Linked DNA regions of Homo sapiens: all the other regions are linked to region 3. Evidence: chromatin loops called from intact Hi-C (ENCODE). Cell type or tissue: mammary epithelial cell. All regions are shown on one strand.

Region 1 (8,000 bases), 68 kb before region 3:
CAAGATGAGCTATATTCTTCCATAATTTTTACTATTAATTGTCGTGGAAGCTGAAGTCTGTTGTTGCAAAGTGCTAGTTGTTTTGAGTGGATGCAGAGTAGAAGGAAGCCAGGAAGCATAAGCAGAAAGCAAATACCAGAGTTAGAGGTCAGGGTCGAAGATAAAAGAACAGTCATTCCTACATGCCTAATAGGAATAAAACCAGGAGCTTTCAGTTTAGTAGCAGAATCATTGAAGGAACATGGTGTGAGGCAATGGTTTAGGTAGTGAAAAAGAATGGGTATATGGCAACTCAGCAAGAATAATCCAAGATGGAAGTCAAATGGCAATAAGTTGACCACAAAGGGGGTTTTAGCAGCTAAGCCCAGCCTCTCTGAGTTTTACCAGCTTCATTCTACTGTTATGAATAGTCACCTGAGTTTGCTACTATTTTGCCATATTGCTAGTTAGGAGGCTATGGCTAAGTTCTGAAATGTAGCTAAAAGTGGACATAGGGTGGTGGCTATGGGAATGCAAAAAATAAATAAATAAATAGAGTAATATGTCGAAACATAACCGACAAAAATCCCAGCAAGAAAGAAAGAAAGAATAACATCTGTTCAATGCATTCTCGTCCAAAACAAATCAGGGCAGCAGAAAACCAGGTGTAATCCCTTAACCAAATTTAATAACTTCTGTTTCCCTTTTCAGTTTTTTCTTTGTCTTATTTAACAAAATTGTGTATGCAAAGCTGATATTAGAATATTGGCTGCTAGCAAATGCTTTTATTCCTTCATTTGAGCATAAGAATGAAGTAAGTTTACAAGAAAAGAAAACAGCATTTGTGATTGTGATAAGTGGAACCTGAGTACTCATAAATTTTGTCATGAATTCACAAAATTGATACATTCTCTTGTGTTACAGACAATATGTATAAGATAATGAGCTGAATGATACCATGAAAAGATTAATCATGAAAAGCAACTAAATTTACAATATTAAAAAGTCATGCTTTGGTGTTTGTCTTCATTGCCTGGAATTGAGTACTTAAATCCGAAGAGGAAGACTGACTGAAATTTTTACAGAAGCCATGTGTCAAAGCAAAACAAAATAAACACTATGCTAACAAAAATACAATATCACCCTTCAGGGAGAAAAAGTGATTAAATCCCTCTTACATATTTCTTTACCCAACATGTGGCTCAAAACACAGATGATAAGTGCTCTGAGAATAAACTAATGTGAAACTATAGAAGAAAAATTCCAAATATTTTCCAGTTCTTCCTTTGGGAATGATTAGGAGCCATTGTGGTAAAGAGAGGTTGGATTCATCCCAGCACTGTATTGTGAAGAGCAGTGCAAAATCAGAGCCAAAATGGGGCAACAGGTGACCCCAAAGAGGTCAACAGCTTTTGTTTATCCAGGTATCTACGTAGCATAGATGATAAAACCAACAATGAATCTCTTTGTCCTGGAAACTAAACCGGAAATCTCAAAACTATGTTTTCAGTGTTTCTTGGCTTTCATTCTGTTAGAAATCCTGCCACATTTCAGTATTTTTATTCTTGACTTGAATGAAATCAGAAAGCAGAGAGGCACTTGAGAATTCTGTTTTTAAATAAAAGTAAATATTTCCATGTGAGTTTAGGTCTCTATTTCGTATTTTTGCGACCCAATTACAGAGATTAAATGTTCCACAGATGTCATATTTCTTCATGGCATGAGTTTATTGAACCAAGATCAGGTTAATTTTAATAGGAATGTTAATATGTGTCTGCAAGGTGTTTAATAAGCATTTCATAGTACACTTTTAAATGCTTGGTCAAGAATTGTGCAAACAGTAGTCTTTGGGTTTTACTTTTTATTTTTCATGGTGACTGCTGAGAACTTGGGTGTATTAACTTACCTATTTAGGCACCTGGGTCAAAGCTTACTCTAGCTTATTTCTCTTTATTTGGGTGCAAGCTATGTAGATGGCAACCCCAGATACTTCCGAACTGACTTTATCATTCAGCAAATGAATTATTCCATAGGAAGTTAAACCTTTTCTAAAACATAGTTCAAATCAAAAAGGCCTGACTAATTCTAAGAGACTAACTTTGGAATAGAGGATAGTCTGTCTTGAATTTATTTTCCTATGGATATCTTACTGGGTTACATATTTGTGGCTGGATCTGACTTCTAATAGTAACATCACCACTGAAGGATTATGAGTCACTCTGTCCCCTGGATCTACATTGCAGAAGAGTTGCTTGGCTGTTCCAACTGATGACTGAGGGAGGGTCTCTATCTGTCAAAGGGTAAAGGCAGGATGATTAAACACTGACACAGTCATCTACATGACCTTAAGCATATTTTAAAATTTTATCTGTTCTTGACTTTTTCTCTTCTGTGTTTCCTTATTGGTTAAAGCTTGCAGACTAATTTACTTACCAGAGTAGAATTTGCCATTTAAAACAGTGATCGCCATTGTGTCTTTGTTTCATGGTGGGATAAGTAAGGATTAATACTTCTATTATTATAATGTGACCTGTAGTGGCTAGAGAGGAACTAGCTGGCCATGGTGTCATTATTATTATACCACTTTTTATTTTTCCTTAATCTCTTTCACTGAAAATGGCAGAAACTCCTTAATTTTAAAATCAATCATCTGGACTCAGGAAAAGGCACAGAAGTGGTATTTGCCTGTGACTTTGGTAATGCTGCCACCAGTAAACTGTCTCTCAGAGAGAGCCATTGTATGGATTAACCACTGTATGGAATCTAGTTTAACATTTTAAGATTACCCAAAAGTTACCAACAAGCAAAAATAATCTTTGGATACTGTCTATTCCCTGCCCACAATTCTACCTGCTGGTATGCTGGTGTCAAAATAAGAATATCTCCGTGTAATATTTTATCAACTTGGTGCTGAAAGGGTGAATTAAGCAGAAACAGAAAGAAATAAACAAATCCAAACTTGGAAAGAGAATGGCTTTGATTCTCACACTCATTCTAATCTATGGAGGTCTCAAGTGTAGTACACACATGTCCCATCTGTTTTAGGCAAAGCACTAACTCTTCCCTAACAAAAACTGTGAACTCCCTCCAGGTCCACACACATAGCTACACAATGTGTTCTGTTTAATCATGTCTAAGGAACTGGGGAAGTAAACCACAGTTACCCTAGCTGAAATCTAAAAAATGTTGTGTAGGCCGGGCATGGTGGCTCACACCTGTAATCCCAGCACTTTGGAAGGCGGAGGCAGGAGGATCACCTGAGGTCAGGAGTTCGAGACCAGCCTGACCAACACAGTGAAACCTCGTGTCTACTAAAAATACAAAAAATTAGCCAGGGACAGTGGCGGGCACCTGTAAACACAGCTAGTGAGGCAGGAGAATCACTTGAACCCAGGAGACAGATGTTGCAGTGAGCTGAGATCGCACCACTGCACTCTAGCCTGGGTGACAGAGCAAGACTCCATCTCAGAAAATAAAAAAATAAAAAATAAATAAAGATAAAATAAAGACTGTTGTGCTTGGTGGTTCAAGTGGACTTGGTGGCGCGTGGCCCAAGAGGGAGTTCACAATTTCTGTTAGGGAAGAGAAATACCACATGACAGGGAGATTACCTTAAAATGGAGTTTCCTTTTACTAAAAGTTAGTGATATCAGACAGACAAAGAGAATTTGGTTCAATTTTGACTTTGAAAACTTTGTTACAAAAAGAAATACAGCACTGTCTCCAAAATGCCTAATACTGTATTAGTTGGTCACAAGGCTGGGCAGGCTTCCTGGCCAAACTCAACAAAGGAACACTAAAGGAAAGTAATTCAATGACAGGCCATGTATAATAGTTTCAGAATGCAAAAAGAACAAACATGAGTTATGACTAAACATTGTAGACTTAGGCAAAAATGTTTAGTTTCGTTGTAGTAAAAGATTTCCGGATGTTAATTCAACCCAATGTATCTGCTGAAACTGATTAGAGAGGATGGTAGTTGTAGTTGCAGAATCCGGAATTCCACAGCACTGACTGTACAATGTCAATTCCATTTCTGCGAAACCAAACTGCTATTATCTAATTTCTCTCCTATTACTTTTGACTCTTGATGACAAATATGCAAGGAACGGTGCCAAAATCCAGTTGGCACTTCATTATCTAAACTTGTTCCATGATGCCTAAGTTTTAAAATATTTGATTTTATTATAGTAAAAAATAAAAATTGTGACTAAAACTCATGGGAATGTTAGGATAACATGGAAATTGGTAAACCGAGAGCTAAAAATATTACTAATGGTCTTATTTTCTGCCTATGCTACTAATGCAATGAATGTTAGGAAAGTTGTTCAATCTTTCTTACATTTTTTTCTGTGGTTAAGCAAAAGTAATGTTTACCTGAAAGTTTGCTTACAGCTAAAAAATTTGAGAACTAAAGATATTTCCAAGTCTATCATACAGTTGCACATAACTAATAAAAGGGACTTTAAAAAATGAGTAATTTAATGTATAGATATAAAAACAGTGAATACATTATTAAGCTTTTACATATATTTCCAATTTTTCACTTAATCAATGACCAATCTACACATATGAGCAAATGCACAGTTACACAAAAAAACACTGAAATAGACACAATCACACACTCCAATCACCAACTCTATGTCTAGTCTTGTTCCTCTCTCTACTCACTCCTGTGGTTTCTAGAACCAAGACCGGACTGGAACAGCACACGGAAAGAAACCATAAATTGTCAATAGAACATTTTAAGACTTTTTTTTTCAGCTTTTTACTACAGAACATTTTAAATGCATAAAATGGTAGACAGAACTGATAACAAACTATTCCCAGAACCTAGCTTCAACAATTATCAACTAAGGGTTAAACTTATTTGATCCATATTCCCATCTACTTCTCCTTTCCATATTCTTTCAAAGCATATCTCAGATATCATAGTATTGTATCCACAAATGTTTCACAATATATCTCCGTAAAATAATTACTCTTTTAAAAAATAGCCAAAAACTCATTATATCAACTTAAGCAATTAAAAATGATTCTATGATAACAAATAGCCCACCCATGTTCAAAATGTCTAACTGTCTCTTTTTTTAACAGTTGGTGTCAGTCTTTTTGAAAAACCTTTAGGGAATATTTAGCCATCTTCCTTTCCGTAGCTTGTGTACTCATATGAAAATTAGCATGGACACAATATGACTTGGATCACAGAAGAAAGCTCAGTGTGAATATGTGGTCTCTCTCCATTTTAAATGATGTAATTCTTGGTCGAAGGCTCACAACTATTAGTTGTTTAGGGAAAAAAGAAATCAAATAGTGCACATTAGTTTCTAAAAGAAGTCAGGGAAAATCCAACAAGTTTTGTAGAAAAGAGAATCTTCAAGCCAAAGAGTAATAGATGTTTGAGAATGCAGAGCTTCACTGAAGCTGTCTTTCCCCAAAGGAGTGCAGAGAACACAAAGGAACCTTGCAGTTAAGAAGGAAGCACTGCTAGTTAAGGGCACATGCTCCTCCCACAGCTCACGCATCAGCCAACTTTCTTCTGCAAATGTCATATCTCTCTCCAACAGCAAACCAAAGTTTCCAAAGTGAATTTCAAAGTATTAGAATTTACAACTGATTTTAAGCACTTCAATTTGGAAGCAGATTTTAAATCCCAAATCGGAGATGTGTCTTGGATCTTGGCTTGCCTCCCTCTGTAGGTAGGGATATATAAACTACTTTCTTGAGCTATTAGTTATTAAGCATAAAAATATATATTATTAATAAGTGTTTATAAGCATTAATATCCTGCATATAATAAAAACCAGTCACTTCCTTTTTATTGCCCAGAATTTGAGACTGTGTACTGCTTGAAAAATTTTGTATAGAAGGAACAATGAAGGTCTGCTGCCCTGGGAACAGCGAGTGTAGCATCCCATTCCAACATGTGGGGACTTTCCTGTCTGCTTTGGATGGTGGGGAGTTTCTTTCAGACTGGAAGGAATAAAAACTGTGAAAGGTTCATCAATATAGCTGCAAGAGAAGGAAATATCCTCTATTTATTCATGTTCAACAGGAGTGGGGATAACTTAAAATAAATGACATATCAATAATAAAACCATTAACAGAAGAACAAAGTAACATAATTGTAAAGGAGATAGATGTACTATCATAGAACATAAGAGATGGAAAGTGTCTGCAACTAAACATAGCATATAGGTCTGTTTCCCTAAAATCAGGAAAAGGAGATTTATTTTTCTTATCAATACTTATAAAAATGTAGAAGTCTTTGGAATATCTCCAAATAGTTTTTAGCTTTGAATAATTAGAAAAGCTTGGCATAATTGATGAATGTATGTTTATCTGTTCTAAACCTGAATTCCAAGTTAATTAGTCAAATCTTACTCCTTTTCTTCAAGAACACTAGGAATTTCTTGGTTTTATTAATATCCCTATACATCTGACCTTTGTTATTATAATAGGATATATATTCTTATGGCTTGCATGCAAAGTGTTCTCAATTGCTCTTAGGTCATATTGCCAGTTACAAGAATTACTAATTATACAGATTTGGATGTGGACTTAGGACGGCTTATGATCCTTGGGAGATGCTTCAGAACACTCTTTTGGGTCATTTAAACCAAAACAAATCAATAATGATGACCAGCCAAATGAAGCAAATAATTGATCCATTTCATTCCTTCTCTTGGCTATAGTAGTCCAGGTCATTTTCATTTTCAGGTAATAAGACTAACAAACTCATCATCATTTTTTAATCTATTCAGAAATATTTTTTAAATGTAAACATATGACAGTGGATCAAAATATAGTCAGTAGGGGGAAGTGTCCTCATGAATTCGTGAATTATGTGCTAATTTCTTTCCCTCGTGTTGTTCTAAAAACGTGAGTACATTAATAACAATATGTAAGTAAAATTTCTTAGGGTTGCATAAAAAAAAACCTAATTAAGCTCATTAAAAATAAATAAATAAGTAAATACTAAATAAATAAATAAGGAGGGTGCAAGGGGGGAAATCAGAACATTTTGTTAGGAAACGTCCTAGAAATGTTCAGCTGAGTTAGATGGGACTGGCTCTCCTGACTTCAGAGGATGAACCAGTACCTCTCTCCCTTCCCTTCTTTATTGGTCTTCAGGTTTCTTGTTTCTACTTCTTTTCAGCACCTGTTCCATTCTTTTCTCGGCTGAGTGGCTTAATCTATAAGATTCTTGAATGCTTCTCCTCCATTATCTGAGCTTATGGGTAGATTTGTCCTGCTATGTCACATATTCAGGGCCCAATTCTCTTTGACTCCCAGCTCCCTGCCATTGACTGGATTACACAGGATTCTAGGACTTCTTGGGTGTCATCATTCCTACATTTATTTACTAAGGGAGTAAACGTTTTGGGAGAACTCTCATAGGCCAATATGCAATAGAGGCTAGAGATTTAGAAATTATCAAGATGGTTCTCCTGGAAGAGAAAATGGGCCAGTGATTAAGATCCAAATGATTTGAGTGTGTGGTAGTTTTAGTAAGTGTGGGAGCACTGAGTCAGGGGCTTTGAAAGCCTGGAGATATCAAAAAATATTTTCCGTTTCTCTCGTATGCCCTACTGTTGCCTGTACAGAGATGTGGAAATTGCTCATCATTCGTTTACGTATCTATTGCTCATTGACTAAAAGCTCCTCCAGAGTAGGGTGCATGTTTTACTCATCTTTGTCCCCGGTAACAATAATCTTTGATGACTAAATAACATATGAAATGATGCTTGAACTGAGATATCAAATGCAAACAGGAAATGGGTTAAAAAATAAAAAGAAGGAGGTGGCATCTTGCAACTGCAGGTAACCAGGTTTCAGAGACATGACAGGCTGCTGTACATTCAAGGAATTGCAAGCAATTCAGAGAGGCTGGGACTTCCAGGTTCATGGGGAATGGAGGAAAATGGGGCTGGGATGTTGACCAGGTTTGCAAGCTTCATGAACAAGTTTTGACTTCATGAACAAGTTTTGACCAAAGGCAATGGGAAGCTGTTAAAAAT
Region 2 (8,000 bases), 310 kb before region 3:
GTGAGTTCTATGGATTTTTTTTCCTTATTCTCTACCTTGGTTCTTTCTCTGGCCTTGGGTAGTTTCCTCACACATGTACTGATCAGGACTCAGCTGAATGCTTAAAGGAGCCCTCAGCATGTCTCCAGAGCTCCCCTCCTGTTCACATCCCTCCTCTCTGGTGGTTTAGCTTACTTGGCTTCCCCAGATTCTCATCTCCTTCTTCCTAATTCAAGGAAACCACTGGTTTCTGCCTGGTTTCTCTCTTATTTGCAATCTGGAAATTCTCACCAAGCAGTGAGCTGTGCCAATTGTATTGTCTACCTCATCGGTTTTCCATCTCTCAGGAGTCACTGTTCTTCAGTCCCTGTTGGTCAGTGTCCTGCAAACTGCTGTTTCATGTATTTTGTCCAGTTTCTTAGTTGTTTAAACCAGAAGGGTAAATCTGGTCCATGTTACTCCATTGTGGCCAGACAGGCTTTTTCTACAGCATTATATGAAATAAAAGCCAAAGAGATCATTCCAGTTTGTTTCTTAGGATCTAAGGGTCTGGATACCTGGATTTGTATGCATACTGACAGGTTAGTGGCTGAGAATTTAGGGTCAATTTTTCTAGGTATATATCTTCAGTTGACTCCTATATTTTGCTCTGCATTCTCACACCCACACACCTTTGTGCTTTATCTCACACTCCAGGTTTCGGAGGCATAACCAGAGCCTTCTCAGTTGTAGCCCTTTGTTTAAACACTCTAGACTGTGTTCCAGCTCCCTCCATCCCATTCCTCCAGCTGCTTTTCCTCTTCCAGGTATCCACTGAAATCTCATTCTCTCTCTCTCTTTCTCTCTCTCTCTCTCTCTCTCCATATATATATATGTATCTCTTCTCTCTCATTGTGGATATGTCCTGTTGAAGTTTCTTCAATTTTATTTAAATAAGCATGTGGTCAGTCTGCTATATGGCCCATAAAACCCCACCTTTACATTTTTAATGCTAGTCAATTCTCCTAGCACCTTATCTATTTATTTTCACTCAGGGAATCAATCAAATTATTAAGTAGAGTGCTAAACAAAGCAAAGCAACCTAATACTTATTTAACATTATCCAAGTCCAGCCATCATCACATTTCACTTAGCTTCAGGAATCCATTTTAACATTAAGTTCTTATCACAAAAATTAAATTACAGGGTTATTGCCTTTTATGTATATTTGAATTGCATGTACTAGAAGTCATCCAAATAAAAAACAGTAAAAGTTTAGTTTTGTATAACATTTTGAACAATGGTAACTAAAATGAAAATAAATTCATTAAAATCAACAAAATTATCAAAATCAATTAAAAATTAATAAGAAATTGCTACTTTTAAAACGTGCTGTCTGAATACATGCTATTTTTGTTCTTGCCACATGGTGATACTACTTTAGCTAATAAATTACAAATACTATCCTTCAACAGTATGTCTTAAATTATGCATCCTTTGAATACTACTAAGTCTTCAGAAGTGAATTCCTAGCATGAACTGTGATCACCAAGTTTATAGACCTAACCAATTCCGTAGTTAACTGAATTATTGAATAGTCAGGGCTCAACTACCAAGGTTTCCAGGGATTCCTCACTGTAGAGAAGAGAAGCTGTTGTTTCCTAAAAGTGTTTGCTTTCAGCTTTCAGAGATGTCCTTAATGCAAAGGCTAGGGAGGTCAAACTTACAAAGATCTGCTCACACAAACATATGAGTCCAAGTTAGCTAAGAGCACTCACACTGTCTGAATCTAAATGCTGAGAGATAAAAATGTGCCCCAATCAGTAATCAAAGATTATTAGAAAAATATTGTAAAATATTAGGGAAGATGGAGATCTCGTCCCCTGATTCATCAGGTAAGGTTATCAGGGATAATCAGTGAACACAATTTAATTTCATATATGAAATATTTGTTTAGTTTGTCCCCCCTGCCCCCAGCCCCTGGCTATTAAATCCTTAAACATCAAGGACCCTTTCTGGCCATAAGAAAAGCTAGCCCAACCTGAGCAACACAGTGAGACCCCCATCTCTACCAAAAATTTTAAAAAGTAATCAGGCTTGGTAGTGCACACCTACAGTCCTAGCTACTCGAGAGGCTGAGGCAGGAGGATGGCTTGAGTCTAGAAGTTTGAGGCTACAGTGAGCATTGACACTGCACTCTAGCCTGGGCAACAGAATGAGACTCTGTCACACACACAAAAATAAAGGCTGAAGGAAGAAAAAGACAAACAAACAAAAAAGTAAAGCTAGCAGTTTTTGAGAGCCTTCTTGGATTAAGTATTATGCTCTGTGCTTCTCATTGTTTTTTATGCCATTTAATTCTTACAACAACCCTGTGAGGTAAATACAATCATTCTTATTTGACAGATATGGGAGTCTCAGATACCTAGGGCCATTCATGTAACAACAAACAGAACCAGCGTTTGAATTGGATTGTTTGTACCCCAAATCCCACACTTGTCCTTCATCTCAGGATGCTTCATGTCTCCCTTGAATATGTGCCCCTATGCCTTCTACGTTACACATTTCTCTGTCTGAATCAGCATCTCACCCTTAATTATACCTGACAATTATCTGCTGGAGATAACCTATATATTCCTTGATTATTTATAATTGTTTAAAACTAATGATTAAAGGGCCTCATGTCACTATTATGGCCGAGTTCCCTAATAAATATGCACTGGTTTGTTTTCTGTTTGTTTGTTTTTTGGAGACAAGGTCTTGCTGTGTCACCCAGGCTGAAATGTAGTGGTGTGATTATGGATCACTGAAGCCTCAACCTCCTGGGCTCAAGCCATCCTCCTGCCTCAGCCTTGCAAGTAGCTGGGACCACAGATGCACACCACCACACCTGGCTAATGTTTTTTATTTTTACTTTTGTAGAGATAAGGTCTCCCTATGTTGCCCAGGCTGGTCCCAAACTCCTGAGCTCAAGCAATCCTCCTGCCTCAGCCTCCTAAGGTGTTGGGATTATAGGCATGCATCACCTTGTCTGGCCTAATGTGCACTTTGAATGGCCCTTTGAAGGTCCTGATGGTTTACTTGAAAGAATAATTTCGGGGGAAGATACAGACCAATGCTGCAAGGACTATGTTAAAATCTTCATGACCATCTCAGAAATAAAAGAGGAGCAATGGCAGTGATTAGTTCATTCAGAGGCACTGGCCATTAGACTAAATAGAAAGGCTTTAGAATGTCAGATTGGAAGGGACCATGAAGATTATTGAGCCCAAATAACTAACTGAACTTGAACACATTCTGTCAATTGCCTACTAAGCAGTTAAACATCCTATCTTTGAATAGCTTGAGTACCAGAAAATTCTAAGCCCAAGAATTACTTTCACTCTTAGACAAGTGTGACTGTTCTTTTTTATATACTCTCATATAGGAAAGGTGACTGGCCACTAAGAAGGTGGAGGTGAGCCGGGTGTGATGGCTGATACCTGTAATCTCAGCACTTTGGGAAGCTGAGGCGGGAAGATCGCTTGAGACCAGGAGTTTGAGACAAACCTGGGCAACATAATGAAATCCTCATCTCTACAAAAAAAAAGCATGGGCATGTTGGAGCATGCCTGTAGTCCTAGCTGCTTGGGAGGCTGAGGCAGGAGGATTGCTTGAGCCCAGGAGTGCAAGACTGCAGTGAGCTATGGTCATGCCACAGCACTCTAGCCTGGATGACAGAGCAAGACCCTGTCTCAAAACAATCAATCAATAAAAATTGGAGGTAGGAAGGGTGGCTGACATTCCTGGAGGATTTCACATTTGGTCAGAACTGGTTCAGGTCTGGGTCAGAACCTATCCCCCGGGGAGGAGGCATCAAGAGAACTTTTGGCAAGGCAGATGCTAGAGGAAAAAAATACAGATAGGGGACACCACAGTTTTAAAGCTTGTAAAAAGTACTTTTATTTGTATTTCTGTGTACTTATCTAGTTCAACCTTTTGAAGTGAAATATAAATTAAAATTCTTAGACTAATTGAATCAGATGACAGCTGAAGATCTACTTAAGAAAAAAATGTCTTGAGAATAAATCTGCAGTCATCACTGTGCTGCATGTTAACATCTTCTCCTAGACTCTGTGTATAAACAAAAGTATACAATTAATTTGAAGTCATCAAGAGTGTGTGGAAAAAAATACATCTATGATAGGTGTGCCACCATGCTGCTTGTGTAAGATTTTCTTTTCCAATATCTAAAATAATCATTTCCACAAGAGGGTGCTAGTTGATATCTTATTCTTAAAATAAATTGAATCTCATTTTGGAAATAAAAGGCTCTTGTTACATTTATATTTATGTAGTTACACCAAATATTTCAACATAATTCATGTAGTATACTTGGGAAGATTACCTTCATTGTTACTGTCTCCCAAAGAAACAAAATTTTAGATCACAGAAAGTCACAGTTTTTAGTTGATATAAAAAAGAAATCTCTCAAGCATAATTCTAGTATTATTTATTTAAAAAAATAAATTTTGGTTGGGCACGGTGGCTCACACCTGTAATCCCAGCACTGTGGGAGGCCGGGGCAGGTGGATCATCTGAGATCAGGCGTTTGAGACCAGCCTGGCCAACATGGCGAAACCCCTCCTGTACTAAATATATAAAAATTAGCAGGGCATGGTGGCGCATGCCTGTAATCGCAGCTACTTGGGAGGCTGAGGCAGGAGAATCGCTTGAACCCAGGAGGTGGAAGTTGCAGTGGGCTGTGATCGTGCCATTGCACTCCAGCCTGGGTGACAGAGCAAGACTCCATCTCAAAAAATTAAAAAAAAAAATATCGTAAATAAATAAATGTTAAAAATGCATTTTAGAAAAGTGAATTTATGTCGTCAGTATTTTTACAATTTACTTAAATATTAAATTTGAGCAAGATTGCTTCGCTTTAAATGACACCACAAAAATGCCTTGATTTTCCTCTTTTTGTGGAAACATATCTAAGAGTAGAAGGCCTCAGCAACATCTTGCAGTGTTGCTAAATTCATATGTGTCTCAAATTTGGCATAGCCTGCAAAGTATCCTGTGTTACTTTTGAGAAATGATCAATGAATCTCTGCTAGCATAATCCTAGCATAAACATCTTAGTCTCACACACACACACACATCTATACATATGTATGCATGTACATATATACACATACACACATCTATACATATATATCCATATACACGTATGCAGATATATATATATGCATATACACAAACACATCAGTGCTTAAGACAATTCATATACTTAAGTCTCCTTCACCCTCCATCTCTCATACTAGGTTCTCCATTTGCTATTTACAAATAATAATAGGAGAAATGGCAGGATAATTTGCTTACTGCCTGGGATAACTATCAAATTGGCCACTTCTAGAAACTACAAGGAAAATCCTTCATAATTTAGCATGGTTTTCCACAGTATTGCTCTGTGTGCCCGGAGGAGAAAGTACTTAGCAACAAAAATAGTACTTATTGTGCATCTCCTTGTGCCAGACATTGTATAATAATATATGTTATATTATTATATAAATTGTATATTGATATGGTTTGGCTGTGCCCCCATGCAGATCTCATCTTGAATTGTAGTTCTCATAATCTCAGTGTGTTGTGGGTGGGACCTGGTGGATGAATCATGGGGGAGGTTACCCCCACCCTGCTCTTGTGATATTGAGTGAGTTCTCATGAGATCTGACGGTTTCATAAGATGGTTTTCCCTCTTTGCTCGGCACTTCTTCCTCCTGCTGCCTTGTGAAGAAGGATGTGTTTGCTTCCCCTTCTGCCATGACTGTAAGTTTCCTGAGGCCTCCCTAGCCACGTGGAACTGTGAGTCAATTAAACCTCTTTTCCTTATAAATTACCCAATCTCAGGTATTTCTTCATAGCAGCATGAGAACAGAATAATACATATATTAATATATCATATTTATTATATAACATATGTTTATATATTAAGAAATATAATAATTGTGCCAGGTATTTTATTTCATCCTTTTAACAACCCAATGATTTGGGTATTCTCAATACTCCCATTTTCTAATTGGGGAAACTGAGTCTCAAGAGAAATTAAGTACTTATCCAAGGTTTCTTGCTCTGGTGAAGCAATCATTTGGATCCAGGCCTGTCTTACTCTAAGGCCCTACATTTTTAACTAATCTTACTAATCTTTATGCCCGTCTGAAACCCAGAAATAGCTACATTATGTTACCAAGCCCATACCTTCAACTCAGGTCCTAGCATGTATCTAATGCCCTCAATTTATGTTTGGACACATTTTGATCTGGAAAATCCATGGCCTTCTTTGATGGATACCAAAAGAGGTTAGAAGGAATGGAGTGAAGTTATTTACAAACTTCAACTGACCCTCAGAGTGGCATCAGCTATCACTGAGCACTGTGAGACAATCAGGGATAGGCACACAACCCAAGTCATTTTCCAGGACTTTTGTTTGCACAACTGGGAAAGCTGGCTTGTAATGATGTGAAACTTGGGGGCCTCCGCAAGGACCCCACAACTCTTCCATCTACTATTTCTTCATCCAGAGGAAATGAAGTGGAGCTAGGGACCAGGAGATGTCCTTTGAACCAGGAATCAATATGGCCTGAAGCCAGATCTTCCCATTTGGACTTTTTAGTTAAGTGATACAACATACTTCCTCATTGCCAGGGCCATTTTGGGTCAAGTTTTCTGCCACTCAGTGGTAGACCCCAGCTGATTCAGCCAGCCTAAAGAGAAGAGTGTAACAAGATGTTGAACAGGGTTTCTCCAGACTTGGCACCAAGGCTCATAACACAGAACAACATGTGTGAAATTGTAAAGCCCCTTTTTTTCTGAAGAGAGCAGCCAATCATGAGACGTTCCTCAAGCCTTCCATAGAGTCTGCAAAGCTGAGCCTACCACATGTGACTGTTCCCCAATTTTGTCTTTATGAAAAAGGAACGGAGAGAGGAAAGTGTGAGCCTCAATGGAGAAACTGGAGAATCTGTAGGATTTGGAATGAGAGATGATTCACCTCCCCTCCCCACAGAGAGAAGAGATGATTCACCTCCTTTCTCCTCACCAAGGCAAGACAGAAGAGCTCAGAGGCTGGGGGCCTGCAAGATTGGCAACCTCAGTGGAATGGATGGATGTCCTGGTTAAACATCTGCTTAGGTCATGAACTGGCTAATTTGTCTCTACGTAAATCTGAATTGGGGGAAGAAGCACCTAAAGAGAAACACTAGGAAGGAGAGGGTTCTGATCTGCCCTACCACTGTTTGTGGCAAAGATGAGTGAGTTGACTTTGGGTCAGAAAATAGCCAGGTTGTAGACATCTTGCCCTGCCCACAAGGTGGTTGCCTGAGTAAGTGCAGGGATTGGGGGAGGGCAGTAACAAGAAGCTTTGTGGTGGGGGCATGTGCTGATGATGGTAGGAAGAAGAGGTGGAGTTCAAGCTGGATCTCCTGGTTAAGAAACTGTGGAGCAAAAGGGTCTGCACAGCCCTCTGAAAAACCATACAAGAAAGATCCAAAGGAGGGAAGAGACTTAAATCAAATTTGAGGTTGATGCTTTAAAATAACAGAGTTTTAATGGCTCAGCATGACTGGAAATTTATGGAATCTATCCCAGATAGTATAAAGTGACAAGAAACAGAGAATGAATTAGGTATGGCTAAAGGCAGTGACTGGAAGAAATAGAATCTTTATATATGTATACTCCACTGAATGGGGGGGCTGCTTAGTAACTCTAATGGGATATTCGAGAATTTATCTCTCATCATACAGACATCTGAAAATGGGCCAAAAGCCAATAGAAACTTTGTCATGAGTGGCCATGGCAAATCTAATGTCAGTATCTTTGTCCACAGTTTCGTTGCATTGTTGGTCATCTCATAAATCCTATTTCAGAAGGCTTTGCTAGAGGAGCCCGGGGTCGGGGAGGGCTAGGCTTAGGGGAAAGTCAGAGTTTATGTCCAATGGTTTCCCAGGTTGCACTAAATTGGACAACTAACCAGAATCTATTTAGATTATTATTTTGAAAATATA
Region 3 (8,000 bases):
GTCTCTATAGTTCATCTTAAACTGCAGCACTGATGTGTTAAATTACTTCCCTGACATAACTGGCAGATAGCGATCTCAAATCTCTGGCAGATAGAAATCTCATTGTGAGCCTCTTCAGCTGGAGCGGCCTCCTCACCTAAGTAACATCACAGTTGCATCCTGTCTAGTCCTTTCTCATAATGCCACTTGGTGCAGCTGTGTCTGTGTGGCTCTATCTGTGTAGGTCTGAGTATGGCTCCTTGCATGTGTGTAGTGAAAGGTCATGGAAGCTGTCAAACAACTCTGATCCAATTGAGTGACAGCATCACTGCAAGTAAAGACATAGTGGGAAAAAAAAAAAAACATTCAATATTGAAATAATTACCTGAAAGACTGTTCTTAGTTCTTTGGCCTTCAGAACTGCTATAAGTAGTAATTTCTGACTTAAATATGTTAAGAGGCATATTTAAGCATAAAACACTAAGCTAAAACATAGTAAGCAACTTTCAATATATTGCGGGTTTGCTACCAGAGAGTTGAACTTTTATGCTATTTTCAATCTTTCTCCCTCTGAGATGACTGAGCAATCCAATATTCTTAAGTAGGCAGTTTGTCTAACATGACAGTATGAACATCTTACTGCTTTTATTTTCTTTGCAAATCTGCATTCCCTCCAACCACCCCACCCTTAGGAGGGCAGGGACTCTATATTGTACAACTTTGAGACATCAACACCTAGTGTGATGCCTACATAATGTCAATGGATGATAAATGCTTTTTAATTAAATTAAACAAATGACTCTGCAGAGCTCTTCTCAATTAAAAAAAAAGTTTATAAAACTGAGCAAAAGATATGACCAAAAATATATAAATCTCCACTAAACACATAAAAAGAATTTCACCTATACTATATATCAGGGAAATGCAAACCAAAACAATAAAATATTTTTCATCTATCGGACATCATTTAATTTAAACAATTATTGAAATGTTACATCTTGACAAGTAGAAAGGACACTCATAGTATAAATTGATTCAATTTGACATTGTCTATCCAAACTTGAAATGTGCATACTCTTTGATCTAGTAATTCCATTTTGAAGAATCCATATGGGAAAAAAACTCAATATGTGCACAAAAGTAGAAGATTCAATAAAGCATGGTTTGTTATTGAAAAAAATTGAGAAAGCAAATGTCCATTAATAAAGAAATGGTAAATAAATAATAGTGCATCCATATGATGCAACACTGAGGCAACATCAAAAAGAATGAGGTAGACTTTTTACTCATTTTGGAAAATCTTCTACATCTAATTAAGGAGAAGAGCAAGTTAACAAATAACAAAGACATAATCCCATTTGTTTTCTTTTCTTTTTTTTTTCCAGAGGGGCCATATATGGGTATATGTGTGCAAAGTAGACTTTATTAAAGAGTACTCAGGTTGGACACAGAGGAAGGGGACATTATAGCAACTTAAATGATTTTGAGCTAAATGTTATTCTTCTCTTTATGAGTCTTAGTAGGATGTTTACACTGACTGCCTTACCTTGTGTAGTGGCCCCCAGCCCCATGCCTTCTCAGTGGTTTTTCTCGTTTCTCAGTTTTTTTTTTAAGTTAATGCGTGTATATATGAAGCTATGAAATGCAATTATCTTTTTTTAATTTTTTTCTTTCTACTGTTTTTGTTTGGTAAATTAGAAGATTTTAATTTGCCTTGCTCATCAGATTCACTCAGCTTGTCATAGTGACTGGAAATACTCAATAATGGCTACATAAATGGATGGATAGAGGAACACAAACAGGCTCCCTTTTTTTCTTAGTTGCCAGAATCTCTAAAGGTGTTTATTGAAGATGGTTTTCACACCTTAGCCACGGAGAATGAAGAGGAGGTATCTGCATTTTAATAAGGAATTATGAAAGACAGAAAGAAAGGAATTTTAGCATGGAGTTTTGTTTGCAAGACACCTTCAGTAAAATATTCACTGAATGAATGACAAATTTCTGGTGTTGGAATTGATATAAAGGAGATATTTAGGGAGATTGAGTCTTTCCAGTATCTTAAAAATAATTATTGGAACAATTCAGGAGGACATTTGTTAAAAGATTTAAAAATCACTTATAATCTATCATTCTTACTCCTTTCTTTCCTATTTTCTTTAATAAGTAATGCCTGGTTACATTTTTGTTTTAGATTCAAACCGTACAGATGTTTGAATAGATAAAAATAAAAGATAAACAACTCTTTATACCCCTATTTCCACTCCCCTCCCAGAGGAAACCATCAGCCAATTAGATGTGTGTTTTTTTCTAGTACCCCCTCTGCATCTTACAGCTATCTATGTACATGTGCTCACTTTTTATTTTTGTCCAGATCTCCAAGGGGAAGTCATACCTAAGAAAATTACTAAGAAATTGATCCAAAATTTGAAACTTATTGTTGGAAGGCTGGTATTAGGGAAATGGTGTTATGTAAATAACTCATAATAACCTAAATTCATGCATGTAGGACTCACACAATGTGAGGACTACTTACATATATCATGAACCACTACCCTCTTAGAAAACTGAGTTTTCAGTGCACTGGTCTTTCACATGCTTTTAAAAAAAAACAATATTTCATAATGGATAGGGATATATAAATGTGGAGATAAAAATTGAGATTAATCAAAAAGTCTAGAGACTTGGCAGTAGGGGAAAGAGAGAATAAGAGAGAAATTTGGAAGAAGGCAGAGAGGCATGCGTAGAGCTAGGAGACCAGTTAGGTGTCTAATAGCCAGGCAAAAGAAGGTGGTAGCTAGGGGTAGAGATGTAGGAAAGTAGACAGACCATGGGGGTATATTTGGTAAGTAAAGTAGAGGGAATTTGATGAGGAATTATGCAGGAAAGGGGAATGTCGAGGATGAAGCCTACATTCCTAGGCTCGCATGACCAAATGGATGGTGTTGACTTTTGCTGAGTCATGGAGCACTGGAAGACAAGAAATGCGGTGGAGGGCAAGCAATGGCGCTCATGAGGTCAATCCTCAATAGACTAAACGGTCTTTCAAACAGCTAACTAGAGATTCTGAATAGGAGCTCAGAACAGCCTCATAGGCTGGAAATGTAAGCACAGAAATCACTGACCTCTAGATGTATGTGAGGTGATGTCAAGTGGGACAGACAGCTGCTGAGTAGAAACAGAAATGAGTGGTGGTGTATGGGGCTCAGAAAACAATACTCCAACATGAAAGCCTTAGAAGCAGCTCTCTCTGACTTTTTCCTTCCCTCCTGCCTCTGGCCCCTCATTTTCCTTGGAGGCTAGCCACAGAAACTAGAATCCCCCTTCCCCAAGGCAGGTCATAGAAGCCAGAACCCCTTTTCTCCAAAGCCAGCCATAAAACCTAAAAACCACTCCAGGTTTTCCCCCACTTTCCTGTGTAAAAACTGGCCATAGATAAATTATCTGACTTACCCTATTTGACTGTAGGTCATAAGATCCCCATTCCAGAAAGAGCCCTGCCACATACACAGAAGAAAGAAATGCATGCTCAGAGATGTCAAGAAGAATCTAGATGAACAAGCCTTACTGGGCTTCACCATTCAGTCTGTTAGCATTAGATCATACCTGTTTTGTCCAATCGCATTTCTACACAACTATCTGTACTTTGTTGAACCTAAACACAAAAATGGACAGTTTTCTCCTGTATCTTTGAGTCTTCCTTTTGAAGGCTCCCATGTCACTTAAAACTATGATCAAATGAATTTTTACGCCTTCTCTTCTATTAATCTGCCTTTTCCCGGTGATTTTCAGTGAGCCTCCAGAGGGCAACGGGGAGGTTTTTTTTTTTTTTTTGGCCCCAACAGGGGTCAGTGACAAAAATTACCCAATTATGACAGAACCAGATCTGGTAACCATAAAGTCCACTGAGATAAGGCCCAACTGCCCTCTAGTGGAATTCAAGCCATTTTAACAGCCTGCAACAAGAAATACATTAAGCTGATTTTCACATGACTGTGAGCAGAAACGCCCGTAGGCTTTCTGTGAAGAAAAAAAGTACCTCAAGGCAAGATGCTTACCTCTCTCTACAAGGCTGTCAATAAAATTAAGTTTCTCTATTAGTGGAACTTTTAAAAATACAGTGAATCAATAACTGAGGTTTTGAAATACCTGTCTGCAGTCTCTTTTCCAAAATTCAAACATCTGAAAGTTTCTAAAAACCAAAACTTGTTTGTTTGTTTTCTAAACTCACTTGGTGGCAAAACCTAACTTGATTTGAACTCATTTGGTGGCAAAATCTGACCTGAATTTCTAATTATTGACTATGTCTGCTGGTCCAGGCCCAGATGAGAGTGTTACATAGTAAATGCACCTCATTGCCTCTTTAAAAAAATCTAAAATATCTTTTAACAAATCTCAACTCTAAAAATTCTAAGTCTCATGTGTCCCTGAGGTTTTTATTTAAAGGATCAGGCAGATTACCAATGGCAGAAGATATCATAACATTCGATTTCTTTTTTTATTTTTTTTTCTCTTGAGACGGAGTCTTGCTCTGTCACCCAGGATGGAGTTCAGTGGCACGATCTTGGCTCACTGCAACTTCCGCCTCCCAGGTTCAAGCGATTTTCATGCCTCAGCCCTCTGAGTAGCTGGGATTACAGGCACCCACCACCACTCCCACCTAATTTTTGTATTTTTAGCAGAGACAGGGTTTCACCATGTTGGCCAGACTTGTCTGGAACCCCTCACCTCAGGTGATACACCCACCTCAACCTCCCAAAGTGCTGGGAATACAGGCGTGAGCCACCGTGCCCAGCCTGAATTTTTAATCATAGGGATGTTCAAAGAAGGAAACTTACCCTGAGTCATTTAAACAAAAACATATGCAGGCTCAAGTTATCTAAGATTCAGCAGAAGTGCAACAGGGAATCAGCAAAATACACAAGTACTAAAGTTTAACTTTTCCAGGATTTGCCATTGAATGGGCTGCCACTGTCCTGATAACGTGTGTGTGTGCATCATGCTTATGAATCAGGAGGCAGGCATCGGCTGTACGTTCTTCACTCTTCCTGAGCTGTAAGCCAAGGCCACGGGTATCCATGCTTTGACATATGCAGGAAATACAAGTGCAGTGGACTCAGTAAGAACCTAAGTCCTAATCTAGTTCTCATCTTCATATAAATCTTAAAATCAGAAAAATCTAGATGAAGATTCTATACCATTTTCCCTTAAGAAATACATAATAAATAATAATAAGCATTTTCTACTAAAACCATGCCAAGGGAAAAATACTGCATGCTCTGAAGGGCCCCTCACTACTTACATGGAAAAATCTATGATAATCTCATTCCTTGTGTTTTTCCAATTGTTGCATGGCCCAGGGCCGGAAGCAAGCCAGGGCAGAAATATCATTGAAAATTTTTATTTTATCTATATGTACTAAAAACAGACTAGTTTAAAATGCAATGCACTCTCCAAAAAAGAAGTACCTTAAATTCATTTAGAATTGGAGACTTTTACATGATGTTTATTCATTCATTCAGCATATATTTATTATGTGGCTCCTAGGCACCAAGAATTGCTCTAGATACAATGAATAAGACAAAGTCCTCCTGATTCATGTATGGGGCAAAGAAGCCAGGTAGCATTATCTGCATTTTACAGATGCAGAAACAAGATTGAAAAACAATAAAGGTAGTAGGAGAAAAAGTTGCCTGCAAGCCTTCTGCCATAAGTCTCTCTCTACTGACCCATGGCCAGTGCTGTGCAGCATTCCCAGAGGCCAAGGCAGACATCAGAGATAAGGCCTAGAACATTTGCAAGGTGAGCAAAGGAGAAAGTCACAGAGTGAGCCAGAACAGATACCTCCTAGCCCCAAAGTGAGAGGAACAACACAATGGCTTCTTTTCGTAAAGAGGAAGGTATTGGGGAAGACTGATCCCAACACCAAACACATCAAAATCCAAACCTAGATTATTTTTAAATCTTCTTCTAGAATGGATAAGGTGGTAATATTCATTTATGACTAGTATAATTATTATGCTTTTCTTCCAGGTTTGCCTTAAGCTGAGCGTTCAAAAAATATATATATAAAGTAATCCTAAGAACAACATATCTTGATTTTACAGCCTTTCTTTTTCCTTGCCAAGAACCCTAGAGCATTTTGTGAGAGGGTATTAGATTCCTAATGAGCAGTAGCAAGATAGGAGGTGTTTCCACAGTCTCTTGGAATTTCGTGAAGAAAGTTAAAGGCAATGAAGAGGTCACCAAAGGCCACAGATCCATTGTGTAAAGTCTGTATTCATGCATATTTTATAGACAGGTATGGTAAGAGTTAGAAATGTTACAGTTCTGTGAGCTTTTGGCTCCTAAGGGATTGAGATGGGCCAAAAATGCAGGTAAACAAAATACCAGCTGAAAATTCCTCTACAAGAATGCTTTGGAATATCACACCTGGATTTTGGCTCCAAGCCACCACAAACAGAGTATTTGGGCTTACTGGCATTGAAACAAGAATATCTGTGGGAGTAATCAGGGGGAGTAGATGGCTTAGGGGGCTGATAATGGGATATATTTTGTCTCTTATCTTCTGGCTCAAATTCAGCCCAGGTGGAAAGTGACTAAAAATGGCTGCCTCATTGTGGCCTCTGGTCTTGGTAATTTCTACTCAGGTCTGGGTAAACAAAGATCCACCTCCCTCAGATAAAAGGCTCAAAAGAGAAACTTGGAGAAAATGTCTAACAGATCTGCCAAGAACTCAATGGGTCATAAAAAAAAAAAAGAAAAATAATAATAAAACCGAAAGAAAAAAGAGAAAGAAATGGGGGAACTAAAGCTTCCTCACCTTAACAGGTGGTTAGAAACTGGCACAAGAGCCGTTCTTGCAGTAAACCCATCTGGGGTCTTGAAGGAGGGCTCTTGTAAAGATGCAGTCAGTTAGGCATGAGAAAGTCAGTAACTAGATTATAACATATAGGGCAACATCTCAGCCTCATGTAACACTCAGGCAGAAAGAGAGGAGACACAGCTAGATTTAATTGAATACCTAATACACGAATGTTTGAAATCCTTTCATCAACTTGCTCATCAACATGTCCTTCATTTCCAACTTTCTGAGCTACAACCATCCTTCTGGGCTGGAGTTTCTCAGCCTCAACAGTGCTGCCATTTTGAGCTGGATAATTCTTTGTGGCTGCTGTGCACATGGTTGAGCAGCATATCTGGCCCTCCCACCAGATGCCAGTAGCAGCCCCCAACTTCCCCAAAACTGTGACAACCCAAAATGTCTCCATACATTGCCAAATGTCCCTGGGGGCAAAATTGCCCTTGATAAGAAGCACTGCTCTCCGATGAGGGACCAAGTAGAATAGTGAAGAGCATGAGCTCTGGAGCCAGCAGACCTAGGTGTAGGTCCGAATTTCACTTCCTGTCTGTGTGGCCTTGGGCAAACTATTAACCACCTTGACCCTCAGCATCCTTATATGGGCCACTATTACCCTGTTGTGGTCTTGGGAAGATTAAATGAGATATACCCTGGCACATGATAGGTGTTCAATTTTCAGTTTTCTTCCCTCCTGTTATCCACGACTCTCAATTTAGAGATATCTTTCATAGTATTCTAACCTCTCTCCTTCTCCTACTTACCATCAAATCTTTTTTTTTTCTTTTCCTCTGGTCTGCCTCCATGGTACAAACACTGAAGTGAAATCAAAAGACTTGGAATTATGCCATAGCTTTCTGCTTACTGGCTACATGAACTTGGACACGTTATTTAACCTGATTTTGGGTTCTCTGATATTAAATCAGTCTTATCATCTTGGTATCTACAAAACTGCATGAGGTTATCTCTTCCCTGCTCAAAAGCCTGATCTGGCCCTCTTTTGCTTTGTGAGTCATGCAAAACATGGATTGCAGGCTCCCTTTTCTTTACTCAACAAAATTTATATCTCACTAAGTTGATTTTCAAACATGCCTAGGCATCAAGATGTCTTGTGAAGATTTTCAAAACAAAACACAAAGGCTCAAGGCCCATCTGCAGAGAGTCT
Region 4 (8,000 bases), 790 kb after region 3:
AAAGATTTGAAGATGGACAAAACTGAAAAAATCCATCAGTTTATTGTTTGGAAAAAATGTAATCTTTTGAGATTTAATTTAGTTGAGCAACAATTGTTTTTGCTACAACTTATCAGATATACTTACGACTAAATTTGAACACATATATGAGAGAGAAGTCTTTTAAAACAGGCCAAAATAGCAGTCCCAAACAGAGTAATCAAATGATTACTGTATGGCAAGAGCAAAAAAGAAAGGAAGGAAAGGAGGAAGAGATGGAAGGGGGGAAAAAAGGAGAGAAGGAAGGAAGGGGGCTTGATAGAAGGACCACTACCCAGAGATGCAGGGGCTGCTGCAGGTTAATAAGAAGCCTTCAGCTCCAGCACATTTAATAGAGAATACTTTATTCACTAACTGATATAACTTTGCTACAGCCACTGGAGTAGATAAGAGATATCTTTCCAGTAAAAATTCTGCAAAGATTCTGCCCTGTACTAGAACAGGCAGCAGTTCTCAATCCTGACATACCAAAGGGGTTAGCAGGAGTTTCCCCAAATGCCCATTCTCAGACAGATGAAAGAACTTCCTTTGAAAAATGCTGGAGCTTTTCACCTCCGCAAAGCTTTTTTCCCTACATATTGTCCTCTGTGGCCATCTCAGCATTTTCATCAGCTCCCAGCCTCTTCACCATTTGTCATTTGCACCAACATACAATAGGAAAACACATTTTCCGACATGCCTCAGCGTGTCCAGGATGAGATGCACCCTCACTACTAAGCCGCATTACACGAAAATGTGTGAAATGCATTGCTTGACCCACTTACACAAAAAGACGCACACCATGTTTAACACGAAACGTCCTGAACACTTCCTGTGGCCATTTCCATTCTTCTGACTTCATTTCAATGATTGAGAACTTAAGAAGGTTTGGGTCATATTTATTTATTTATTTTAAACCCTCATGTCTCTCACTTTCCTTGCAGGAACCTGTGACTCTTGCATAGCATAGTAGCTGTGACCCCACATTGGAAGGAGGTATGATCAAAGGCAGCCTGGCCAGACTTGGGAAAACATTTCCACTGAGAATGGACATACTGCCTGTCAAAAGGTTATTCCCACCGCGTTGGGGCAGCAGATCACGTTACTCCAGAGTAACAACATGAAAGGGCAAAATCTGGCCATAGTCACCCACATACGTGTTTTTCTTTCCAACAAGGGCAAATGGGAGACACCAGCCAGAGCAGAACATCCTTCTTATCACTTGAGGGGGCTTGGGGGTGGGGAGGAGGCCTTTCCCTAATCAATACTGCTCCTAAGCCGCAGCCACTGTTTAATGCCTTTTATATTTTTCTTTTCATTCAGAAACAGCTCACATTCAACAAGACTTTTCTGTCTTAAAGTTTTTTTTTTTTAAATCCAAGCAATCACAAGCTATATTCTGTGGAAGACAAAATAACTTTGGAGGCGTAAATCTTAATGTCAATGACAGGAAGGCTTTGGTGAACCATTACCATAAATCTGACAAACGCTAATTTGATGGGTGGCTGTATCTGTCTGCTGCACGGCCAGTCTAGACAGTCTATTGAGAAATCCTAAAACACAACTGTTTGTTCCCTGTAACACCATCTGGATATGGCAATAAGCGCCGACCCAGCGCCATTCACACATGGATCAAAGCACATGCTAATGCTATCATGAAGTCATACACATAAAAAATTCAATCTGAGAACTCGAAGCAATTTTCCTAAGTCTTCAGCGAAGAAACCCCAGACTTAGTGCGACTCAAGCTAAGTGCGCGAAGGGGGGAGGGGGGGAAAAAGGAACTGAATATTTAATGAGCTTGGGCTTCCAGAGGAATGTTAGGCCACCCATTGTATTGGAAAAGGCTCATGTCACACTTCAGTCATGGTACCCGTCAGGGTGCCCCTTTACAAAAATTGATCTGAAGACCTTTGTAATTACCTGTTTCAGTCAGGGGTGGGGGGCTGGGGGAGTGGATTCATGACAAGAAATAAAAGAATGGATCCAAGGTGTAAATCTAACATTACATTATATTGGTCTGAGCTGGCACAAATTTTCAATATTGCATACAATATTAAAAACCTTTCTCATTAAACTGCACTGTGGCATTAGATCAAAGAATCAAGGGCCTCCTATTGAACTCCTTTAAATATTACAAACATAAGAGCAAGTCTGGCTGTGCATAAAATAGAAACAAAGCCAATTTTTTTTGTCCACCCTCATCCTATAGCTGGCTGGAGAGAAACATTGCTTGAGAAATCTATTGTAAGTCAAACACGAAGAAACTTTACTTCTCGCAAATATTTAACAGGCATAAATGAATACTAGTCTCTAGAATTTCACTTTGACAGAAATTTTTCAGTAAATATGTTACTCCTTCAAAACTTTAAGCTACTCTTTCAAAAAGTATCACTCAACAGCATCACTTCAATTGCAAATCATAGAGGCAGTGGTTTCATCCTCACCACCCTGTGATCCAAACTTCTCAAGGAAACAAAGTTCTTACTACACGGGGGTGTTATTCCACTGTGTACTTCTAAAGTAACTTTGACTCATGTGCTTCTTGGCTGGCTTATATTGTCTATCAGTATCTGATGGAAGAACATAACTAACAAATATCTTATAAATTTGTTATTACTATACTTATCTCTGTTTGCTGGGAGACACTGCATATGTTATATCCCAAATTTCCACATACTCAGCATAAGCTATGCGCAAATTCCCACCAGCACATTTTATTTTATAGCAGTTATAATAGTTGTCTCTATATTATGGGTATATGTATATGTATGTGTACACACACACACACACACACCTAATTAAATCCCCAAAATGTACTAATCATTCCATGGAGGGTGAGTAAAAAAATATAACAGAAAAATCTGTTGGGAATTACATGCTGTAACTAAGTGCTTCAGCTAGCACAGGTTGTGGCTTATGCTGCAAATTTCTAGTTTATACAGTAGTTAAGAGAATGTATATACCTTAGACCCGTACAAGTTAAGCATAAAATGATAACTGAAACAGAACCCATCTACTTAGACTACCCAGATGTTTTATCTCTTTCTATTCTACCTGCTAATGCCTTTAAAGACAATAGAGAACAAAAAACATTAACATTACATTTTAGTTTTTTAAATAGTTTAAGGTAAAAACAAAAGCCAGATTAAGTCTCTAATCAATCATTTTACAATTCTAGATAGAAATTAGGTAAAGAAATAGGAAAACGAGATAAACAGTTAAGCCACAGTTTTCTTAAAATTCAGTTCGATTTAAAAGGAAGATTTATCCTCCCAAAGTATTTTGTAAAACAAAATATATTTATCTTTTCCAATGGAATTTTAGTAAGACAATGCTTTTCTTTTTTTTTTTTTTTAAAAAGGGAGAAAACACTACCAATTTCACCTCCCATCCTATATGAAATCTTCCCTAAAAATATCTTAAAATAAGAGAAGTTCAGGAAATATACCAATTGCAAATTTACTGTGAAAGATTCCATTTTAAATGATGATCACAGATCGTTAGTTATATTTAGCCTAGAGAGTTAATTATTATAATCTGAATCACAAAGACAAACAGAAGAGCAGCCTATTTTTCTGTAATGCATGTTCCTAAGGGACCTGCAAAAAACTAATATAAGAAGGTAAACCACCCTTCCCTAAGGATAGCGTTATTCCCTGACTTTCCAAATAAAAACTGTAGAGATATTAGCTTTCTTCATCTACAAGTTAGTTGTATATGCCAAGATATCTTAGCAGAGTTCAAAAGTATTCCATTTGCAAGGCATACATGTAGACCTGTAGGGGTAAAAAGAAATAAACATGTTCATAGAAATGTACATCTCAGATGATTCACCGTAACGATCAGATGTTACCCTCGGTAGAATTAGAGGAAAAAACACTGATGCAAAGTTTAAGTGAGAAATTATAATCATTATTGTTAACCATTTTATATATTTATATAGCCATTTTACAAATATAATTAAAAATCGGTATGTCATTCTCTATGTTGGACTAAATTACGACTAAGAATTTGTTGTCTACCAGTAATGGCTTTCTTTCAGGCTGTGGCTATAATTCTGTTAAGTTTAAAAGGGGGAAAAAAAATCACCCAAACATTGCTTAATGTAACTAATCAAGCATTTTCAAAATTAAGACTGGGAATGAAATGTTAGGCAGTATTTGCAGGGATTAAAAAATGTTGTAGTAGAACAGTACTGCCATCTACCGACAACTTTTACCAGTGCCTAGGGAGTGTTTCCAAGAGCAACCTCCCATTTATTTGTGTCTGACCCAAGGAAGACTTCAGAGAGACACTGTTCAAGTAACCAGAAAGAAGTAACATTCAGATTGGCCACGGTTTTACCTCTGACTTTTAAAGACTTAATATTTTCTCTCTTTCTATTCAAAAAGAGCATGGTTTTTTTAAAAAATTTTGAGTTGTTAAAATATAGTGACCCACACAATGAATACTTCCTAGTAACTAACATCCAGCCGAGAAGACGGCTATGCCTATTGCTACAGAATGCTCATGCTCCTACAGACAAATCTCCTTCAATGCAGTAATACACTGTATCCCGTATCCCCGATGCAGAATTAGATTCACTATATCCTCTAATGACAAAAGCAGATCACAAAATTTCATAAGCAAGATTGGATGTATTTATGTGTATGTCAATCATAAAGCATCCATATTACCACCCAGGAATCACTTTATTTGGGGTCACTGTGGGTCCAAGTCTGGCACTGGATTCCCGCGGTAGCATAAAAACCCCTTAGGGTTTAGTTGGTGGGGAAGTCGTGGGGCACACTGACATCCCAGATTTGACAGAACTCAGTAAAATTCTATACATACCAAAGACGGCAATGGCATCACCAGCAGGAAGAGCCATTGCACACCTTCTATAATGCTCAAGATACCAAGTAGATGCTTTACACAAGTTCTATCAGTTTTGTAACTTAAAAGTAGATGTTGAGTGGGGAAATATGCAATATAAAGACTCTTTAACCTATGTGATGGAGCAGCTGAAGAGCACAGCTAGTCTTCTAATTTTGTACATGGATGCTGCATCCCATTAATAATGTAAAATATATATATAATTTTGGTCTATGGATTTTAACGTTTTACGGAAAAACTGCTACTGCTGTTTTTTTTTTTTTTAAGACAGTAATCTGAAAACAGGTTACAGACAGAAAACATGTAAATGACAGATTTTAAAAAGGATTTAGTCGGCACTAACATAGCCCTTTTAGGCCACATAATTGAAGAACTCCAAGGAACCACAAAATAAACTGAAAACCCCAGACATAAAGAGATCCACTTATTAATTAAAAGCAGCTCTCTTTCGCTATTAAAATAAGGTTGGCCATGCATACTTTATTGCTGTCACAGTCTCACATGAGGCAGTATTCAAAACACATAAAAGTAAAGTTGAATAGTTCTCTATGTAGGGAATGGAGTTAAGTCATGTCTGCTTGCACAAAACTGTTTTGCAAAGCAGCCATATATAGAAGATCAGGGTGGAAGAAAAAAAAGACTAAAATGCATCAAATCTCAAATTCAATGCCTTTCTTTGGTAGGGACAGTGAGGTGTGCTATGGACAACATGAGTTGAATCAAGAAAGGCCTAAAACTTTCCTTGTTTTAAAACTAGAACTAGAAATCAAGACAATCACTGCAAAGAAAGAGACAGGGAACTAATTAAATAAATTACATACTAATTAAATACAAGTTATTTGGGAACTTTTTTTGTAAGTCTAGGTTTTGTTTTTAAACACAAAAAGTCTGTATCATACTGGTTTATCTGTGAGAAGAGGCACTGGTCACAAAAAAGAGAGACGGAGAAAGAAAGGGGGAAAAAGAAAAGAAACAGAATGACAACAGTAACTACCAATATTTCAAAATGTGGTTTTTAAGAATTTCCAAAAATCACACTTCCAAAAATCACAGAAATGTTGTGGCTAAAAAGTTCATTCCTGATACTAACTGTTCTTTAAAAGCCATGGGCAACCATATGGCAAAATCTAGAACTAAAATGAAAAGGACAAAATGTGTCCTTCCATATTTAATATTCATTTCTTGAAATGGATAATCTAGTGGTATCTTGAAGGAATAAACATATTTCTTTGCAATGACTTGCTGAATGTCAGAGCATAACAAGATTATTTACAGTCTTTAAGAAAAGTATGGAAACAAGAAATTCCTATAACAGATTATTTAAAAAAAACACTACCACCTTATTTTATGGGTTACTAATAATCATGTAACTCTTTCAACTGTAGGGTAACTGCCATACAATTACAATGCCTAGTTATTTATGTCTCACAGATTATATAGTACTAAAGAAAGTTACCTGTTACCATATGTAGACACTTGTGGTTGGCAGATGTGGAAAATACTTTACCATAAAGATCAAAATTGGCTTAAAAATTGACCTAGCATATGAACGTGATTTATTTATCTCCACTCCCCTCCCCCACCTCTGTTTTGTTTGCTTTTCCTGTGGATGAAAGAAGGAAAAATAGAAACTTCTAAAGAGATATACAGCTTTCCAGAGTCAATGGTTTAATCTAAGTGGAGTCAGCTACTGAACTTTATTCAGCTGGTTTCTCCCCAGAGCACGTCTTCACCGAAGTTTCTGTTTGACCTGTTTCATTTCCTTGGAAAATTCTGGCATTAAATGCAGCTATTACTGGTCTTAAGTTAGAAACATTCTTCTTGCTTGATTTTTTAAATATGATAATCACCTTAATTTTTTAATATAATAAGCACCTTCACACTCATCCTATGTTTCATGGTACTAAGAGACCTTCGGACGCCGCATGCTAGTTCCACTTTCCTACAAGTTTGTTTACTAGTGAAATTAAACAGTCAATCCCATTTATCTCTGAAATCAGCAGTGTCCCCTAGCAAGAGATAAGAGACAATGTGTGTTGTATAATTTACTGGGAACTAATTCATGGTGACCAATAAATTGTGCAGTCCTCCTAAAGCACCCCCTTTGCCGTGGTGAGATCCGCAGTGCCGACTCTCGTCCTGGCACTAAGATAGATAAGTCCTAAGAGTGAAATCAGTAGACATGTGTCTTTTTTTTTTCCCTTTAATTCTGAATAAAATTCCAGAATTTAGGGAGTGAAAAACACTTCCCCAACCCCCGCCAAAAAAATCTGACATTTTCTTTCTGCCGAAAGTCTAATTTCTCTTTCCCCAAATTGCTTCACCATATGGAAGGAAAGAATCTCCACCTTTTATCTTCAATCTGTATCACAGTTTGGGCATATACGAGAATTTTGTGTTCACTTTTAATTTTCTTGCTAGTTAAGAACAACTAACAACTTTCTTGTATGTTAGGACTCAAAATACGTACCTCAAGAGTTGTGGTACATTTCACACAGGTCAGAAGACAAGCATTATGGAAATGAAATGATTTTATGATGACTTTGCTTTAATAGGGGTTTTACACAGGGGCTTTCCTGGGAAGATGTCCAGGCAAATTGTGTCCAAAGCCCAGAATGAAGGGAAAATTCACCTTGATGTAACATAGTTGAAGAGGGATTTGCTGATTTGTCATTTTAAATGAAACACAAACTCCAATTCCAGCCCAGTTATGAGAGCATTCCTTTGTCCTCTTACTTAAGGGATTTTTCTTTTTCCTTTCTTTCCTTTATTTCTTTCAAATCCTACAATTTGAGAAACCACTCAAGAAGATGGGGTGTGTATACACACACACACACTTCATACATACATCTGTACATGTACACACACATCCATTTTCAAACAAGCGCTAATAAGAGTCCAGTTGGCTCTGAGATAATATATCCAAAACGAATCCCACTCTTCTTAAGCATAAACTTCACACAAATAACTAGATATAAACAAGCCACATTTAATAAGGATAAATAAAATCTCTGTCAAGCTTACAACAGGACCAAAAAAAAGTCATGGGGGCCAGAGAAGTAATTTTTAGGTTATTTGGCAAGAAACATGCACACACACACACA

Evidence for each region. Hi-C counts contacts between places; a loop is a spot of excess contacts. Peaks named below come from ENCODE experiments on the same cell type or tissue, not always from the same donor. Only the 100,000 strongest peaks of a DNase experiment are listed, where the experiment ranks them.
Region 1: it touches region 3 in a loop (5-fold over the local background); 5 of 110 quality-filtered maps call a loop at or near these places.
Region 2: a loop joins it to region 3, with 4 times the contacts of the local background. A loop is called at or near these places in 4 of 110 quality-filtered maps.
Region 4: it touches region 3 in a loop (6-fold over the local background); 21 of 110 quality-filtered maps call a loop at or near these places.

Annotation. Positions count from the first base shown.
Region 1 is chr5:53,358,820-53,366,819 of GRCh38, forward strand. No RefSeq gene overlaps it. Among named protein-coding and RNA genes, the nearest start is that of FST, 120 kb to the right of the region's middle. In mammary epithelial cell, no CTCF peak of the experiment used is centred here; DNase peaks (open chromatin) are centred at 1,392, 2,192, 3,082 and 3,862; H3K27ac peaks cover 6,798 bases.
Region 2 is chr5:53,119,694-53,127,693 of GRCh38, forward strand. No RefSeq gene overlaps it. Among named protein-coding and RNA genes, the nearest start is that of MOCS2-DT, 14 kb to the left of the region's middle. RefSeq lists a cis regulatory region at 572-744. In mammary epithelial cell, CTCF peaks have their summits at 4,189 (motif pointing right) and 4,388; a DNase peak (open chromatin) is centred at 7,008.
Region 3 is chr5:53,426,936-53,434,935 of GRCh38, forward strand. No RefSeq gene overlaps it. Among named protein-coding and RNA genes, the nearest start is that of FST, 50 kb to the right of the region's middle. In mammary epithelial cell, a CTCF peak has its summit at 3,904 (motif pointing left); a DNase peak (open chromatin) is centred at 3,886; H3K27ac peaks cover 775 bases.
Region 4 is chr5:54,213,840-54,221,839 of GRCh38, forward strand. All of the region lies in intron 1 of ARL15 (ARF like GTPase 15), which reads right to left. Among named protein-coding and RNA genes, the nearest start is that of ARL15, 93 kb to the right of the region's middle. In mammary epithelial cell, a CTCF peak has its summit at 4,226 (motif pointing left); no DNase peak of the experiment used is centred here.